Linked DNA regions of Homo sapiens: region 2 is linked to region 1. Evidence: chromatin loops called from intact Hi-C (ENCODE). Cell type or tissue: B cell. All regions are shown on one strand.

Region 1 (8,000 bases):
TTTTAGTAGAGACGGGGTTTCACCACGTTGACCAGGATGGTCTCGATCTCCTGACCTTGTGATCCACCCGCCTCGGCCTCCCAAAGTGCTGGGATTACAGGCGTGAGCCACCGCGCCCAGCCTATTTTCAAGTTTCAATAAAAACCAACAGACATACTTGCAGAGCCGAATACATAATGGTAGAAATTATAAAGTCATGAATGCATCTCCCATATGGGAAGTGAAACCCAGTTGGCAAACCTCATGAACTAAATACTGTAAATCTGTTAAAGAAGAAGGCACCTGCTTCCATTGCCAGAAACTTGGGACTGATGTGTTATTTCCCCCTAACATCAGGAAGACATAACATTTTGGTTCCCAAGAATGGTAAGTTTTTTTTGTTTGCTTGTTTGTTTTGAGACAGAGTCTCACTCTCTTGCCCAGGCTGCAGTGCAGTGGCATGAGATCCCGGCTCACTGTAACCTCCGCCTCCCGGGTTCAAGCGCTTCTCCTGTCTCAGCCTCCCGAGTAGCTGGGACTACAGGTGCCTGCCACCACACCCGGCTAATTTTTGTATTTTTAGTAGAGACGGGGCTTCACCATATTGGTGAGGCTGATCTCTAACTCCTGACCCCAAGTGATCCACCCACCTTGGCCTCCCAAAGTGCTGGGATTACAGGCGTGAGCCGCTGTGCCTAGCTGCATGATGTGTTTTATAGTTTGCAAAACCCAATAAAACAGTCCCCAAGTCCAGGTGGTGGTTTCTGTTCTAAGTCCAGTGGTACTCACCCTCTTGATGTTCCCATCTGGGCCACACAGTGCCTTCATTGTGTATATTTCCTAGTGAACTTTATCACAAGATTAGTTTAGAAGTCTCACATCTTTCTTTTTTCTTTTCTTTTCTTTTTCTTTTTTTTTTTTTTTTGAGACAAATTTTCGCTCTTGTTGCCCAGGCTGGAGTGCAATGGCGTGATCTCACTCACCACAACCTCAGCCTCCCAGGTTCAAGTGATTCTCCTGCCTCAGCCTGCTGAGTAGCTGGGATTTAGGCATGCACCATCAAACCTGGTCAATGTTGTATTTTTAGTATAGACGGGGTTTCTCCATGTTGGTCAGGCTGGTCTCAAACTCCTGACCTCAGGTGATCTGCCTGCCTCAGTCTCCTAAAGTGCTGGCATTACAGGCGTGAGCCACTGCGCCTGGCCAGAAGTCTCACATCTTAACAGCCCATAAAAGATGCAATTGCACTCACATAGACGTTTTGGCATTTTTGTTTGTTTTTTGAAACAGAGTCTCACTCTGTGGCCCAAGCTGGAATGCAGTGGCACCATCACAGCTCACTGCAACCTCTTGGGCTCAAGCCATCCTCCTACCTCAGCCTCCGGAATAGCTGGGACTACAGATGCACACTATCACACTTGGCTAATGTTTTTAATTATATTTTTTGCAGAGATGGGGGTGGGCTCCCTATATTGCCTAGGCTGGCCTCGAACTCCTAGACTCAACCAGTCCTCCTGCCTTGGTCTCCCGAAGTGCTCGGATTACAGGCATGAGCCATCCTGCCTGGCCCCCAGATAGAAGCTTTTTGTTTGTTTGTTTTTGAGACAGAGTTTCGCTCTTGTCCCTCAGGCTGGAGTGCAGTGGTGCTATCTCAGCTCACTGCAATCTCTGCCTCCCAGGTTTAAGCAATTCTCCTGCCTCAGCCTCCCGAGTAGCTGAGATTACAGGTGCACGTGCTACCATGCCTGGCTAATTTTTGTATTTTTAGTAGAGACGGGGGCAGGGCGGTTTCACCATGTTGGCTAGGCTGGTCTCGAACTCCTGACCTCAAGTGATCCGCCTGCCTTGGCCTCCCAAAGTGCTAGGATTACAGGCATGAGCCACCAAGCCCAGAGGTTTTAAAAAATCAGAATAAGACCTCTGCCCTTGTTGGGTGCGGGTCTCAGGTAGCTAAATGGTGGTTCTTACTGGGGAGAAGGCTGTCACCCAGCCCAAGGTACATAATCCTGGAAGAGAGGCCCAAAGAAGGCAGCTGCCTCACCCTTGGGCAGGGCTGAGGCCGGGATGGAGACAAAATAGGGAGCCCAGGAGCCACACACCTCCACAGAGTTTGAGTGATGACAAGAAGAGAGGCTTCCCTAACACTTCAGCTCAGGTGGTTTTCTAAACCCTACAACAATCTCGTGAGTAGCATGGTTACACTGCATTGAGTTAAAGGTCGTTGTTAATGTAAAGTTTAAAAATGTACTACTGGGCCGGGCGCGGTGGTTCAAGCCTGTAATCCCAGCACTTTGGGAGGCTGAGCAGGGCGGATCACCTGAGGTTAGGAGCTCGGGACCAACCTGGCCAACATGGTGAAACCCCGTCTCTACTAAAAATACAAAAAAATTAGCCTGGCTTGGTGGCACGTGCACCTGTAATCTCAGCTACTCGAGAGGCTGAGGCAGGAGAATTGCTTAAACCTGGGGGGCAGAGATTGCAGCAAGCTGAGAGAGCACCACTGCACTCCAGCCTGAGGGGACAAGAGTGAAACTCTGTCTCAAAAACAAACAAAAAGCTTCTATCTGGGGGCCAGGCAGGATGGCTCATGCCAGGCAGGAGAATCGCTTGAACCTGGGAAGCGGAGGTTGCAGCAAGCTGAGATCGCACCACTGCACTCCAGCCTAGGCGACAGAGTGAGACTCCATCTCAAAAAAAAAAAAGTACTAACATTTCGGTAACTAGACCCTGGCATTTATTAATTTTTTGATATATCAGGAGCTTTCAAAACTGCAAGTGGCAGCCCGTTTTCTCCACCTAGGAGGGCCGATGCCCCCACGGGTCCCTCTAACTTTTGGGGTCAGTGAGCGGCGGGGCAAGAAGAGATCAATCAGGGAAATCAATACAACTGGGGAATGTGGCCCCTTCCCTTGGTCCCCAAAACGCAGGGCTTGAAGGAAGCCCTCATGGAGGAAGTGGGCCTCGGGGTCCCCGGGGCCAGCACCACGCGAGGCAAACAAGGGCTCCAGGACCACAGTCTAAACACCCCCAGGCTGCCCTTGCCCTAGCAAAACAGCAAAGCGAGCAGCCCACTCCACACCGGTCCCCACTCCAGGGTCTCGGGCCCTACGTCGCCGGAGCTCTGGGAGAGCCGCGAGGGGGCGCACCGTGGCCTCGCTGCCCTGTCCGCCACAGGTGGGGTGACCCCGCCCACTCGGGGGGCCCGCTTCCCTCTGGCCACGCCCATTCCAGCTGCCTGGCCCCGCCTCCTCCCCGCCCACCCCGGCCGGGCCCCGCTCACCAGGCCGCCTCAGGTGGGTACGCCACGCCCCTCCGGCCCTGCGGCCCCGCCCCCGTCTGCCCCGCCCGCCTCAGGTGGGGCCGCCCGGCCCGCCCAGCTTCCTCTGGCGGCGTCCGGCCGCTTCTCCTCTGCTCCTCGAAGAAGGCCAGGGCGGCGCTGCCGCAAGTTTTGACATTTTCGCAGCGGAGACGCGCGCGGGCACTCTCGGGCCGACGGCTGCGGCGGCGGCCGACCCTCCAGAGCCCCTTAGTCGCGCCCCGGCCCTCCCGCTGCCCGGAGTCCGGCGGCCACGAGGCCCAGCCGCGTCCTCCCGCGCTTGCTCGCCCGGCGGCCGCAGCCATGTCCCGGGGGCCCGAGGAGGTGAACCGGCTCACGGAGAGCACCTACCGGGTAAGCCCAGGGCCCGGGGCTCAGGGAGGTCAGGGCTTTCCACCTCGGGGTTCAGAAGGGGACTTTACGCGGGAAGGTACTTTCCCTCCCTCCAGCTCCCCTCCCCCGCGTCCTTCCACCTCTCCCGGTCTCTCCCACTCCTCCCCTGGCCCTCCACAGCCCCTCTTCTTCCTCCCCTGGCCCTCTCCTTCCTCCCAGTCCCTCCCCATCCCCTCCCCCCTACTTTTCCTCCTCCTTCCCTCCCCTCCTCCCTGTGCTTCTTCCCTGTCTCTCTTTCCCGCCCCGCTGTACCTCTCCCTCTGCCCCTCCGCTCCCCGTTCACTCTCCCTCCTCCCCTGCCCCTCGACACTGTCCCTCCCCTCCTCCTGGTTCTTCCTTCTCCCCCGTGTGTCTCCCCCTCCTCCCCTGTCCCTTCTTCTCCCCAGTCTATCCCCCTCCCTCCCCCTCCCCCTCCCCCTCCTCTTGGTTCTTCCTCCTTCCCCGTGTGTCTCCCCCTCCTCTCCTGGCCCTTCTCCGCCTCCCCTGTCCCTTCTCCTCCCCGTCCCTTCTCCTCTTCCCTGACCCTCAGAGCTCTGGAGACCACCCCCCATCCCCTGACCAGCTACACATTTTACAACTAGTGCACTTAAGTTGGGGAGGGGTCTGTTGTGCGTCGGTGGGGCCCACGTCCTCCTCCCAACTTCTTGGAATCAGTGACCCGTGCTGTCCTGGCTGCCGGGCTTAAGCCCTCCGGGACCAAAGACACAAGCTCGAGTTTCCTCTAAGAAAAGAAAGCGCCCAAGAATGTGGGGGTGAAACTCCCCTGTAATTAGGATCGCCAGGTGAGCCGAGCTCTGGGCGTTCTCCCGGGAAACGCCCTCCTCCTTAGACCCTTCCTCTCCCACCTTTCAGTTGAACTTGGCTTTTATATATGGGTTATTTGGTGAGGTTCTTGAAGTCAAAGAACAACCGAGGTTTTAATGAAATTGACCTAACCTTAAGGAATGCGTTGATAGCCGGTCTCTTAACTTGCATGTATTAGGAGAGAATTTTTCCAGACACAGACAGAGACTTAGGATTAGTGGCCTGTTTAGTTTACATACTTACAAATGAATTCCAGGTGAAATAAGATATCTGTTAATCATCTGCTATTAATAGAACACAAAACAACTTTTGTTTTAATTCAGCCTAGGCGCTTCGAACCCTTGAAACTTTAACGTTCTCTAAGTTCATGTATAGGCATGTTTAAGGTTATAAATAAATGGTTGGTCGGTTGGTTGGTTGGTGTGTTTTATCTTTTTTCTGTCCCTGGTGCTTGAATCAGGAAGTTTAGTCATTTTGATAGACTTTTTTAAACCTAAAATTTTAGTTTCTGGGTTTTCAAGGTCTGAATTCCTAAAATCAGAGGAGTCTATTAACTTTTGTTGAATGAAAGTAAGAGAAGAACATGAACATTTTTGTTATGTATTGAAATCCAAGAGATCCGTTCCGTTTATCTTAACACACAAAGTGTATACTGTCACATATAAATTATGCCTTACAGGTAGGGAGAGTAGACACAGTTGACACAGCGTTTTTGATGCTCAGTCACTGTGACCAAAAACTCTTCTATTCGTGTGTTGCCTTCATAGAGGGCGATCTTTAGAAATTTGAGAAATTCGAAATTTGAGAAATTCCTACATTTGTATTGAGATTGCTACTATTTAAATGACCCGGAAGACGTTGCTGCATGAGGTGTGGGGTACTGACCAAGTGTGTAAATAAAACGTTCTTTCTGCCAGACTCAGACCTGGAAAGTAAGTAGTGGCTGCTCTGTTGACTGTCAGTGAAGGAAAAACTGTGTAATTGAGGAAGGCAGGCCATTGCAAATTTGAGGCAGAGTCTGATGTCCACTGGGGTGCAAAAATACAGAACACCACTGCCTTCCGCCCTTCTTCCAAGAACAGCCCTGTGTATCTTCCCAGTCTGAGCTGCGATTGCAACTTGAGACCAGCAGTCAGGTGTTCTGAGTTAAACCCTGCTTTTTTTCTCCCGCTTCTTCCTGACGTAGACTTTTAGTAATAACTCCTTAGAGGGACCGTACCAAGGCGAATTGCAGCGTCACAAATGCCAACCACTTGGGCATGTCTTATTACCCAAAGAACGGAAACGGCAGGGAAAAAGTGTGGATTTCATCATTTTGGTTATACGTATTTGTAGACGTAAGGCACTGTAAATGGAGATCAAAGACCAGTACCTGATAGTTTTCCATTGCCAGGTGTCTGAAAGCAAACTGGAAAGCTCACTAAATGTTTGTTCGTTTTAATTACTATTTCCTTGTTAGTGTTTTGGGACCTTTTTTTTTTTTAATGTCCAGGTGGTAGGATATTTACAGCATCAGACTACAAGTTTATGTAATCTATGAAATAGTGAAGGCTGCTAGCCCATGCTTTGGCTTTGGCAGTGCAAAGTGAAATTTTAATTCAGGAGTCTGAAAAACCTTTTCCCGCCCCTGTATTGGGTTCTTCCCCCTATCCAGCCCTGCCCCATGATGTTCAAGCTGAAAACAGTTTAAGCTTAATATGGCAAAAATCTGGCAGTGTTGATGAATCTAGTGCTTTTAAGAAGAGATGTCCTCTATATTACCTAACCATCTACCATATTTTACTAATAGAAATGCAACACAACCAGGTGTGTTTACAAAAGCCACCTGCAAATGATTTTTTAATGACTTGCTAGTATGGGTTTTAGTTTTTTGTTTTTAAATACTCAGGTTTCTCCAATTATGAAATAAAGGAATACTTTAGAGAAAAGGAGGAATTATAAAGTAGAATGATCCTCTGTAGCCAATATCAAATATCCTTAAATATATGCTGTGTACACATTTGCTGAAATGTCTAAAATGTATACGTAGGCAAATGATTATGGGAGATCCATGCTAACTCCCAGGAGGATGTGTGTATTTTACTACTTCATAAACGATGTTATAAGCCCCAAAATGTCCAGTAATGTTGCTGTTACTAATTAGAGTTCAGCCAAAAATCCCTCCCCACTCCACACTTTATAGCATGCCCATAATTTGCCCTCAAAAGCTTGCTGTGATTTTGCATGGTTTTCTGATGAGTATATGCTCTCATGGTAGAAGAAGTAGTTCAAAAAAACCCTTAATTAAGAGCAGCCACAGCCTTCCTAGAACTGTTAAAGACTTAGGAAGTAGGGCCCGGCGCGGTGGCTCACGCCTGTAATCCCAGCACTTTGGGAGGCCAAGGTGGGCAGGCAGATCATGAGGTCAGGAGATCGAGACCGTCCTGGCCAACATGGTGAAACCCTGTCTCTACTGAAAATACAAAAATTAGCTGGGTGTGGTGGCGCGTGCCTGTAGTCCCAGCTACTCGGGAGGCTGAGGCAGGATAATCGCTTGAACCAGGGAGTTAGAGGTTGCAGTGAGCCAAGATGGCGCCACTGCACTCCAGCCTGGGCGACAGAGCGAGACTCCATCTCAAAAAAAAAAAAAAAAAAAAAAAAGGGCTTAAGAAGTGGAGGAAGAACGGGTGTGGCAGCATCGAGGGATGTCCTACCTACAGGAATCTTGCTAACAGAGTCAAAGGGGAGATATCACAGAAGCCTTTCAGTGTCACCTCAAGGAAGTATGCTCAGACTCTCAGATTGCAGACGCCTCCATCCATCTCCCAGCCCCACCTTAGACTACATTACCTTCCCCCATAACACTACCTTAGAATAGGCTATGTGATGTATTTATTTATGTTTCTTTCCCTCTCTTCCCACCCCAACTAGAATGTGAGCTCTACAAGGCAATGAGCTTTGTTTTTGTTTTTGTATTCCAAGCACTTAAAACAGTTCCTGGCACATAGTAGGCATGCATATTTGTTGAATGAATGGACATTTATCCATTTAATGTGTGAAGCACCTGTCCTTTGCTAGGCTCCTGGCGCCCTCCGATGATACTTTTCATAGAGTGCTTAATTCTAAGTAAACATCAGCCATCCAGGTGAATGTGGATTGTGTTGGCTTAACTATTTTTATTTATTTATTTTTGAGACAGGGTCTTGCTTTGTTGCTCAGGCTGGAGTGCAGTGGTGCAATCGCAGCTCTCTGCAACCTCCACCTCCCACTTTCGAGCAATTCTCCCACCTCAGCCTCCCGAGTAGCTGGGACTACAGCCGCCACGCCTGGCAAATTTTTGCATTTTTTGATAGAAGCAGGGTTTCACCATGTTGGCCAGGATAGTTGTTAACCAGGTTGAGAAACTGAGTCCTAGAGTCTCTTAGTGACCGGCTGCCACATCCCACTTACCATGCCTTTGTTTGTATGGTAATTTAGTTTCCAGTGACCAAAGATGCACAAACCGAATACATTTTCATAATGTGGCGAT
Region 2 (8,000 bases), 85 kb after region 1:
AGAATGGCTTGAACCGGGGAGGCGGAGGTTGCAGTGAGCCAAGATTGCGCCACTGCACTCCAGCCTGGGCGACAGAGCAAGACTCCATCTCAAAAAAAAAAAAAAAAGGCATAGGAAAAAGTATTGCAGGAAATCACACTGCTTCCAGAAAGCATTGTCTTCACAGAATACATTCACGCTGTAGGACATTTGTGCTTCTGTCGCTGCAGCTGATGCAGACATAACACTTCCTAAGCCAGCAGCACTTCAGGCTGTGGGTGGTGTGCGGGAGAGCACCGTCCGGGGCTCCCGGTGTGCCCTGGCCCATCTGCAGAGACCGCTCCTGCATGGCGCCCCTTCTCTATCCACTTTTGTCCATTTCAGCAGGTTTATCCAGGTCCCCTTCAGGGTGGCCCTACAGACCCGGTATTGAGGGCTCTTGCCATCTTCCCTTGCTCTATAGAGTACTTAACTTTCTCCTGCCACCCAAAGTCCCCTTCCTGCTCACCCAGACCCCCATGTGGCAGTGAGTGTGCGAGTTGCCCTGGAATCATCCCTCCCCTGTCGTCCTCGTGAGGACTGCTGCCTGGCTGCACCCTCCCGGCAGGAGGCCACAGGACCCGGACAGCTGCTAAGGTGCATTTCATGCCAAGTGATTTACATACGTTATCTAATTGCTATGCCTTCAGAAACTCCAAAACATAGACACCATTCTTTTTTTTTTTTTTTTTGAGATGGAGTCCTGCTCTGTTGCCTAGGCTGGAGTGCAGTGGCGCAATCTCGGGGCTCACTGCAACCTCCGCCTCCTGGGTTCCAGCGATTCTCCTACCTCAGCCTCCCAATTAGCTGGGATTACAGGCACCCACCACTGCACCCGGCTAATTTTTGTATTTTTTAGTAGAGACGGGGTTTCACCATTTTAGCCAGGCTGGTCTCAAACTTCTGACCTCGTGGTGCACCTGCCTCGGCCTCCTAAAGTGCTGGGATTAGAGGCGTGAGCCACCATGCCGGCCAGACATCCTTCTTATCTGCACTTCACAGATTATAGGGAAAACAAGGATTTGAATTCTGACGCGGGTCCGTTTAAGACCCTGTGTTCACTGGGCGTGGTGGCTCACGCCTGTAATCCCAGCACTTTGGGAGGCCAAGGCGGGTGGATCCAAGGTCAGGAGTTCGAGACCAGCCTGGCTGACATGGTGAAACCTGGTCTCTACTAAAAATACAGCCGGGCGTGGTTGTGTGCGCCTGTAATCCCAGCTACTGGAGAGGCTGAGGCACAAGAATCACTTGAACCCGGGAGGCAGAGAGTGCAGTGGCGCGATCTCAGCTTGCTGCAACCACCTTGGTGGCTAAGTGCTTTGGATGGAACTTTGAGACTTTGGGTGGCAGAAGAAAGTTAACCACCCAGCATCAAAAAGCCTTTGAGGAAAGAAGGAATAAAAGAAAGAGAAGATGTCCTTAGAGACTTGGCTTCTGGTCGGGGGCTCCTCATTTAAACAGTAACCTTTAGAACAAAGCCAAGACATTAAAGTTGCATGAAGGGGGCAATGTGAACTGAGGGGTGAGGGCTCTAACCAGTGTGTGGATGGTGTGAACTGCGGGTTGAGGGTCCCAGCCAGCATGCAGATGGTGTGAGTTGCAGAGTAAGGGTCCCAGCCATCATGCAGATGGTGTGAGCTGCGGGGTGAGGGTCCCAGCCAGCGTAAGGATGGTGTGAAATGAGTGAGGGCCCCGGCCAGTGTGAGGATGATGTGAACTGTGGGGTGAGGGTCCCAGCCAGCATGCAGATGGTGTGAACTGCAGAGTGAGGGTCCCAGCCATCATGCAGATGGTGTGAACTACGGGGTGACAGTCCCAGCCAGCGTAAAGATGGTGTGAAATGAGCGAGGGCCCCGGCCAGTGTGAGGATGATGTGAACTGTGTGGTGAGCGTCCCCAGCCAACATGCAGATGGTGTGAACTGCGGGGTGATGGTCCCAGCCAGTGTAAGGATGGTGTGAAATGAGTGAGGGTCCCAGCCAGTGTGTGGATGGTGTGAACTGCAGGGTGAGGGTCCCAGCCAGCATGCAGACGGTGTGAACTGAGGGATGAGGGCCCTGGTCAGCATGAGGATGGTGCGAAGTGTGGGCATGGGACCCCGGCCAGCAGGAGGATGGTGTGAACTGGTGTGGGTGTGGGGGCCCCAGCCAGTGTGAGGATGGTGTGAAGTGAGGGTGTCAGGGCCCCGTTGAGCCACACACAGTGGAAGTGTGAGTAAAGGCAAACTGTGTGACAATTCGTGTGGTGCCACAGTAAAATAAGCACAGCCATTTAACTTACAGGCAACTCTAAAAAGATACCAAACAGAACACAAGAATAAATTAGAGTCTTTGGAGAAATCCCAAGCTGAGTTGAAGAAGATCAGAAGGAAAAGCCAAGGAAGCCGAAACGCACTCAAATATGAACACAAAGAAATTGAGGTGAGCTTTTCAACAATATCTTGTTTTCTTTTGTTGTTGACAATTTGCACAGTTTAAGAGGAGGTTAGCCGGGTGCGGTGGCTCACGCCTGTAATCCCAGCACTTTGGGAGGCCGAGGCAGTAGGATCATATGAGGTCAGGAGTTCGAGACCAGCCTGGCCAATGTGGTGAAACCTTGCCTCTACAAAAACTAGCTGGGGTGATGGCAGGTACCTGTAGTCACAGCTACTCGGAGGCTGAGGCAGGAGAATTGCTTGAACTTGGGAGGCAGAGGTTGCAGTGAGCCGAGATTATGCCACTGCACTCCAGCCTGGGTGACAGAATGAGACTCCATCTCAAAAAAAAAAAAAAGTTTTGAAGTTGATCTCATGGAAGTGGGGAGTAGAATGATGGTTACCTGTCATTCTCTAGATAGCTGAGGATGGTCATTGTGTTGACTGGGGAGTGGATGAAGGAGAGGTTGGTTAATGGGTCCAAACATACAATTGGATAAAAGAAATAAGTTCTAGTGTCCAATAGCAGAGTAGGGTGACTATAGTTAACAGCGATGCATTATTTCAAAATAGTTAGAAGAGAGGTCTTGGAATGTCCCCAACACATAGAAACAATAAGAATTTGAGGTGATGGCCACCCAAGGACCCTGCTTTGATCATTATCACATGTGCCCTATAAATATATAATCTATCAGTTTTTAAAAATAAGCATTTTGACTGAGAGCTGAAGGCTGTAGAGTTTCCCTGAGTTAAGTATAATTAATCAGTGACCTCCTGCCAAAACATGGGCTTTTTATCCTGGCTCTGAAAGAAGAAGGGACTCTCCATGATCAGTGTTACTATTCCCATTGTACAGATGGGGAAAATGAGGCTTAGGTTAAATCATATTTTATTACTCCATTTTCATGCTGCTGGTAAAGACATACCCCGAGACTGGGCAATTTACAAAAGAAAGAGATTTAATGGACTCACAGTTCCACATGGCCGGGGAGGCCTCACAATCATGGTGGAAGGGAAGGAGGAGCAAGTCACGTCTTACATGGATGGCAGCAGGCAAAGGAGAGCTTGTGCAGGGAAACTCCCTTTATGAAGCCATCAGATCTTGTGAGACTTATTCACTATCACAAGAATGGCATGGGAAAGACCTGCCCCCATGATTCAATTACCTCCCACCAGGTCCCTCCCCAAACACATAGGAATTACGGGAGCTACAATTCAAGATGAGATTTGGGTGGGGACACAGCCAAAGCATATCACCTATTGTTGGCATTTGGAACTGGGTTTGAACCTGGAACTTTCTGGTTCCAAAGCCCGTGGTGCTTTCCAGTAGGACACGATCATATCTCTGAAGTACAAAGTAATATTTGTGCAAATTGCCCCGTGGGAATGTCAAGCCCTTGGGCAACTTCTCTCTGCACACGAGTCAGGGACCTCAAGGAGAACGATGGTATCTACTTAGGTCAGGTTACAGCATTCTTTCCTCTCATGTATTTACTCTATTATTCAAATAAAGCAGGTGTAAAGATGGCAGAAGATAAACGTCAGGCTGCACGCTATCTGATGCTCATGTCATGCTTATATAATTATTATTATTATTATTTTTTTTTTTTTAGTATGTGGAGACCGTTACTTCTCGTCAGAGTGAAATCCAGAAATTCATTGCAGATGGTTGCAAAGAGGCTCTGCTTGAAGAGAAGAGGCGCTTCTGCTTTCTGGTTGATAAGCACTGTGGCTTTGCAAACCACATACATTATTATCACTTACAGGTGGGTGTGGTGGCAAATTGCCTTGAGCGTATTAATAACTTTATTTCATATTTAAATGCCCCAGAAGGCTGGGCCGTGGCCCACGCCTGTAATCCCAGCACTTTGGGAGGCTGAGGTGGGCCTGGGCAACATGGCAAAACTCTGTCTCTATAAAAAATAATAAAAAAAAAACTAGCCAGGCATGGTAGCATGTGCCTGTAGTCCCAGCTACTCAGGAGGCTGAGGTGGGAGGATCCCTTCAGCCTGGGAAGTTGAGGCTGCAGTGAGCCATGATTGTGCCACTGCACTCCAACCTGAGCAACAGAGCGGGACCCTGTCTCAATCAGTCCATACGTACAGAGATATACACACATGCACGCCACTCACCTTCCACACATGCCCAATATAAAGCAGTGGGCCATTTTGCCAATGAAAAGATTCCAGAGAAACTGTGTTTGGCCAACTTGAACATATAAACTTATAGAAATACAGCTGAAATGGTCAAACGTCCATGTATAATGTTTAATAAATTAATAATACATCCATATTTAAAGTCCTTCATAAAATAATGCTTCATCATTGAAAAATAGCACATGTTTGCTCTTCTCACCTGCGAGTCAGCTTTCCCCAGGCCCTTTCTGATGTGTCCTCAGCATCAGTGTCTTCACCATGGCTGCTGGTGAGTCCCAGCGGGCCCAGGTCTACCCCACCTGGGCGATTTGAGATGCTCCCTTCATGGGTCCGTGTCCGGGGGTCACGGGCAGCTCTGCCCCAGCCCACGGGCCCCCATTCACGCGCATCAGGACAGCTGGGCTCAGTGATGCGTTCATTCCTCTTGGTGGTATTGGTTCCTGGTTTATTCAACTGAATGACCTCATCACCCTCCTTCCAACACACACAGCTGTGAGGTTCGAACCCCCAGGAATCATGATGCAACACATGTCACATTTCCTTTCCTTTGTTTTAAATTATGAACTCTGTTGGGCCTTTGTAAACATCCAAAACTAGCACTGGTTGAGGTCAGAAATTCATTGTTGTTCATAGTAAAGTTAGAGAGTGTTCCAATATAGGAGAAGCTTTGCAAGAGCTTGAATATAAGTCAGCTTTGTCTTTGTTTTAAAGGAAAAATACTTTGGCCTTGTATGTATGCAAATGTTGTATTTTCTATAAACTTTTTACAACTTTAAGGAATATTCAGGACTGCGCATGGTGGCTCACGCCTGTAATCCCAGCACTTTGGGAGACCAAAGTGGGTGAATCACTTGAGGTCAGGAGTTTGAGACCAGCCTGGCCAACATGGTGAAACCCTGTCTCTACTAAAAATACAAAAATTAATCACATGTGGTGAGCACCTGTAATCCCAGCTACTCAGGAGGCTGAGGCAGGAGAATTGTTTGAACCCAGGAGGCTGAGGTTGCAGTGAGCCCAGATCACACCACTGCACTTCAGCCTGGGCAACAGAGCAAGACTCTGTCTCAAAAAAAAAAAAAAAAAAAAAGGAAGAAAAAGGAGTATTCAGCTCCCTAAATAAGATTTAAAATTAGTACAGCAGGCCAGGCACAGTGGCTCATGCCTATAATCCCAGCCCTTTGGGAGCCCAAGGCAGGAGGATCACTTGAGCCCAGGAGTTCCAGACCAGCCTGGGCAGCATAGCGAGACCCTATCTCTACCAAAAAAAAAAAAAAAAAGTTTTAATTAGCCAGTTGTGGTGATGTGCATCTGTGGCCCCAGCTACTCAGGAGGCTGAGGTGGAAGGATTGTTTGAGCCCAGGAGTTCGAGGTTGCAGTGAGCTGTGATTGTGCCAGTGCACTCCAGCCTGGGTGACAGAGCCAAAATCCTCTCTCAAAAAAGCAGAAGAAAATGGTTACAGCAAAGGAAATAGTTGCTGTATTAGGTGATCACTTTTGTCAACAGCATGTCTGTACTAGTTTCGGGAATGTAGAGTTCACTTTAGAATCTTCTCTTCCCAGAGTGAGGGCATCCTGTGGCACCAGGGTCGCAGGCTGGAGAGGACAGAGGTGACCTTGAGGTTCTCTTCCTGCGTGATATCCCCACCGTGTCATGAGGCAGCCTAGCACCTTTTCAGGGAGCTCCAGTTATCAGCAGAGTCTTTCTTAGACTTAACCATCGGTCCCAGTAATGCTTTCTAGAGTGACGCAGACCAAATCTGCTCGTTTCTATGCTGGAAGTTTCTTCGAGTATCTGAAAACTGGTTTTGTGGCTTCCCTTAATTCAGCTAAAGCGCCTCAGTCCTTTCTGTGGAGTTGGGATGAAGCAGGCCCAAGCAGCTGGTCCACGGTGCTGCAGAGTGTCAGGGTGACAGTTGGGGGTGGGGTGACAGTTGGGGGTGGGGTGGCATTTGGGGACAGGGGTGGTGTGAGGGGGTCTTTGCCCTTCCCCAGGACTGACATCAGCCCCCCACCACTCTTGATAAACTCAGAGGCTGAGTAAAAGCAGTGTGACTGCCATGCACACAGCCGCAGGACAGGCTCCTGCCTCCCCTTTCCCAACCAGAGTGCTCTTCAGAAAAGGTGCTCACTGGAAGCGCTTGGGGGGCCTCTGAGAATCCAGTTGTCAGGAGCAGAGCCAGGCTTGTGGGTGCTGGAGGGGCACTCTGCCTCCAGGGTTGCGGGTTCTCACCCCTGCTGGTCAGGTCTGCTCTGCAAAACCTTGTTTGGCCTGTGGTGGGGGCGTCCCTCAGCACTGCCCACCACTCACCCAGTCCCTCTTCCCCATAGACAGACTCTCAGGACAGTGTCTGATTCACTTCTCTAATGTCTGAATCGGTCAGAGTCAACTACGGGGCCCGTGGCCTGTGTTGGAGGTGCTGCTTTTAGTAGGAGTGGGAGGGAGAAAGTGATGGTTGGCGTTTCTGGGGCCACCTGGAAAACGGGATTCATACAGATTGCTCCCTCCCTCCCTTTGAGTTTCTGTTCTTGCTCTTAACCATTTACCATCCCCGTATTAGTCCCATGCTCTGTATTCACACTGAGGGATCAGGAAATTTCCTTTTGAGTCAGAGCCTTTGCCCCTCTCAGCCGGTGAGACACAGCTGATCCTCTAGGTGCTTAAAGTGCTCACCGAGTTTAACCCAGGGCCCCCACACTCCTGGTGCTAAGCCAGTAATCTGTTATCAGCGATATGACGTGATGTCATTTTTCTCAGCTCTTCAGACAATCTTCTTTGTCTTTAGTCTTCTTCTTTTGGCTTTGCAGTCTGCAGAACTACTGAATTCCAAGCTGCCTCGGTGGCAGGAGACCTGTGTTGATGCCATCAAAGTGCCAGAGAAAATCATGAATATGATCGAAGAAATAAAGACCCCAGCCTCTACCCCCGTGTCTGGAACTCCTCAGGCTTCACCCATGATCGAGAGAAGCAATGTGGTAGGAGCCAGTTTTCTCTTCCAGATTTCAATCGTGTGTTTCCTAACTTGATCTGGGCCAAATTTGCCTGTGTTGGTGGGAATCACAGGTCCCCCTTTATTACTTCCAGGACCACCTTTTCGCACCTCTATCCCCTTACCTTTAGGGGCGAAGGTAGCTGGGCACATGTTTGTTTTTTGTTGTTGTTAAGGTGGAGTCTTTCTTGCTCTGTCGCCCAGGCTGGAGTACAGTGGAGTGATCTCGGCTCACTGCAACCTCCACCTCCCGGGTTCAAGTGATTCTCCTGCCTCAGCCTCCTCAGTAGCTGGGATTACTGGGGCGCACCACCATGCCTGGCTAATTTTTGTATTATTAGTAGAGACAGGGTTTTGCCATGTTGGTCAGGCTGGTCTCAAACTCCTGACCTCGTGATCTGTCTGCCTCGGCCTCCCAAAGTGCTGG

The links. Hi-C counts contacts between places; a loop is a spot of excess contacts. Peaks named below come from ENCODE experiments on the same cell type or tissue, not always from the same donor. Only the 100,000 strongest peaks of a DNase experiment are listed, where the experiment ranks them.
Region 2: it touches region 1 in a loop (4-fold over the local background); 9 of 110 quality-filtered maps call a loop at or near these places.

The regions. Positions count from the first base shown.
Region 1 is chr7:98,396,451-98,404,450 of GRCh38, reverse strand. BAIAP2L1 (BAR/IMD domain containing adaptor protein 2 like 1) reads left to right here and starts at 3,361. Exons shown (of 14, transcript NM_018842.5): 1 at 3,361-3,649. The coding sequence starts at 3,599. RefSeq lists a silencer at 3,028-3,687. In B cell, a CTCF peak has its summit at 3,106 (motif pointing right); a DNase peak (open chromatin) is centred at 3,210; H3K4me3 peaks cover 999 bases; H3K27me3 peaks cover 2,265 bases.
Region 2 is chr7:98,311,656-98,319,655 of GRCh38, reverse strand. It overlaps BAIAP2L1 (BAR/IMD domain containing adaptor protein 2 like 1), which reads left to right. Exons shown (of 14, transcript NM_018842.5): 6 at 2,300-2,437; 7 at 4,044-4,196; 8 at 7,392-7,559. It also overlaps a transcript of BRI3 not described here. Among named protein-coding and RNA genes, the nearest start is that of BRI3, 34 kb to the right of the region's middle. RefSeq lists an enhancer at 1,543-2,043 and a silencer at 6,651-6,798. In B cell, no CTCF peak of the experiment used is centred here; DNase peaks (open chromatin) are centred at 4,175 and 4,975; H3K4me3 peaks cover 2,153 bases; H3K27ac peaks cover 1,278 bases; H3K27me3 peaks cover 2,771 bases.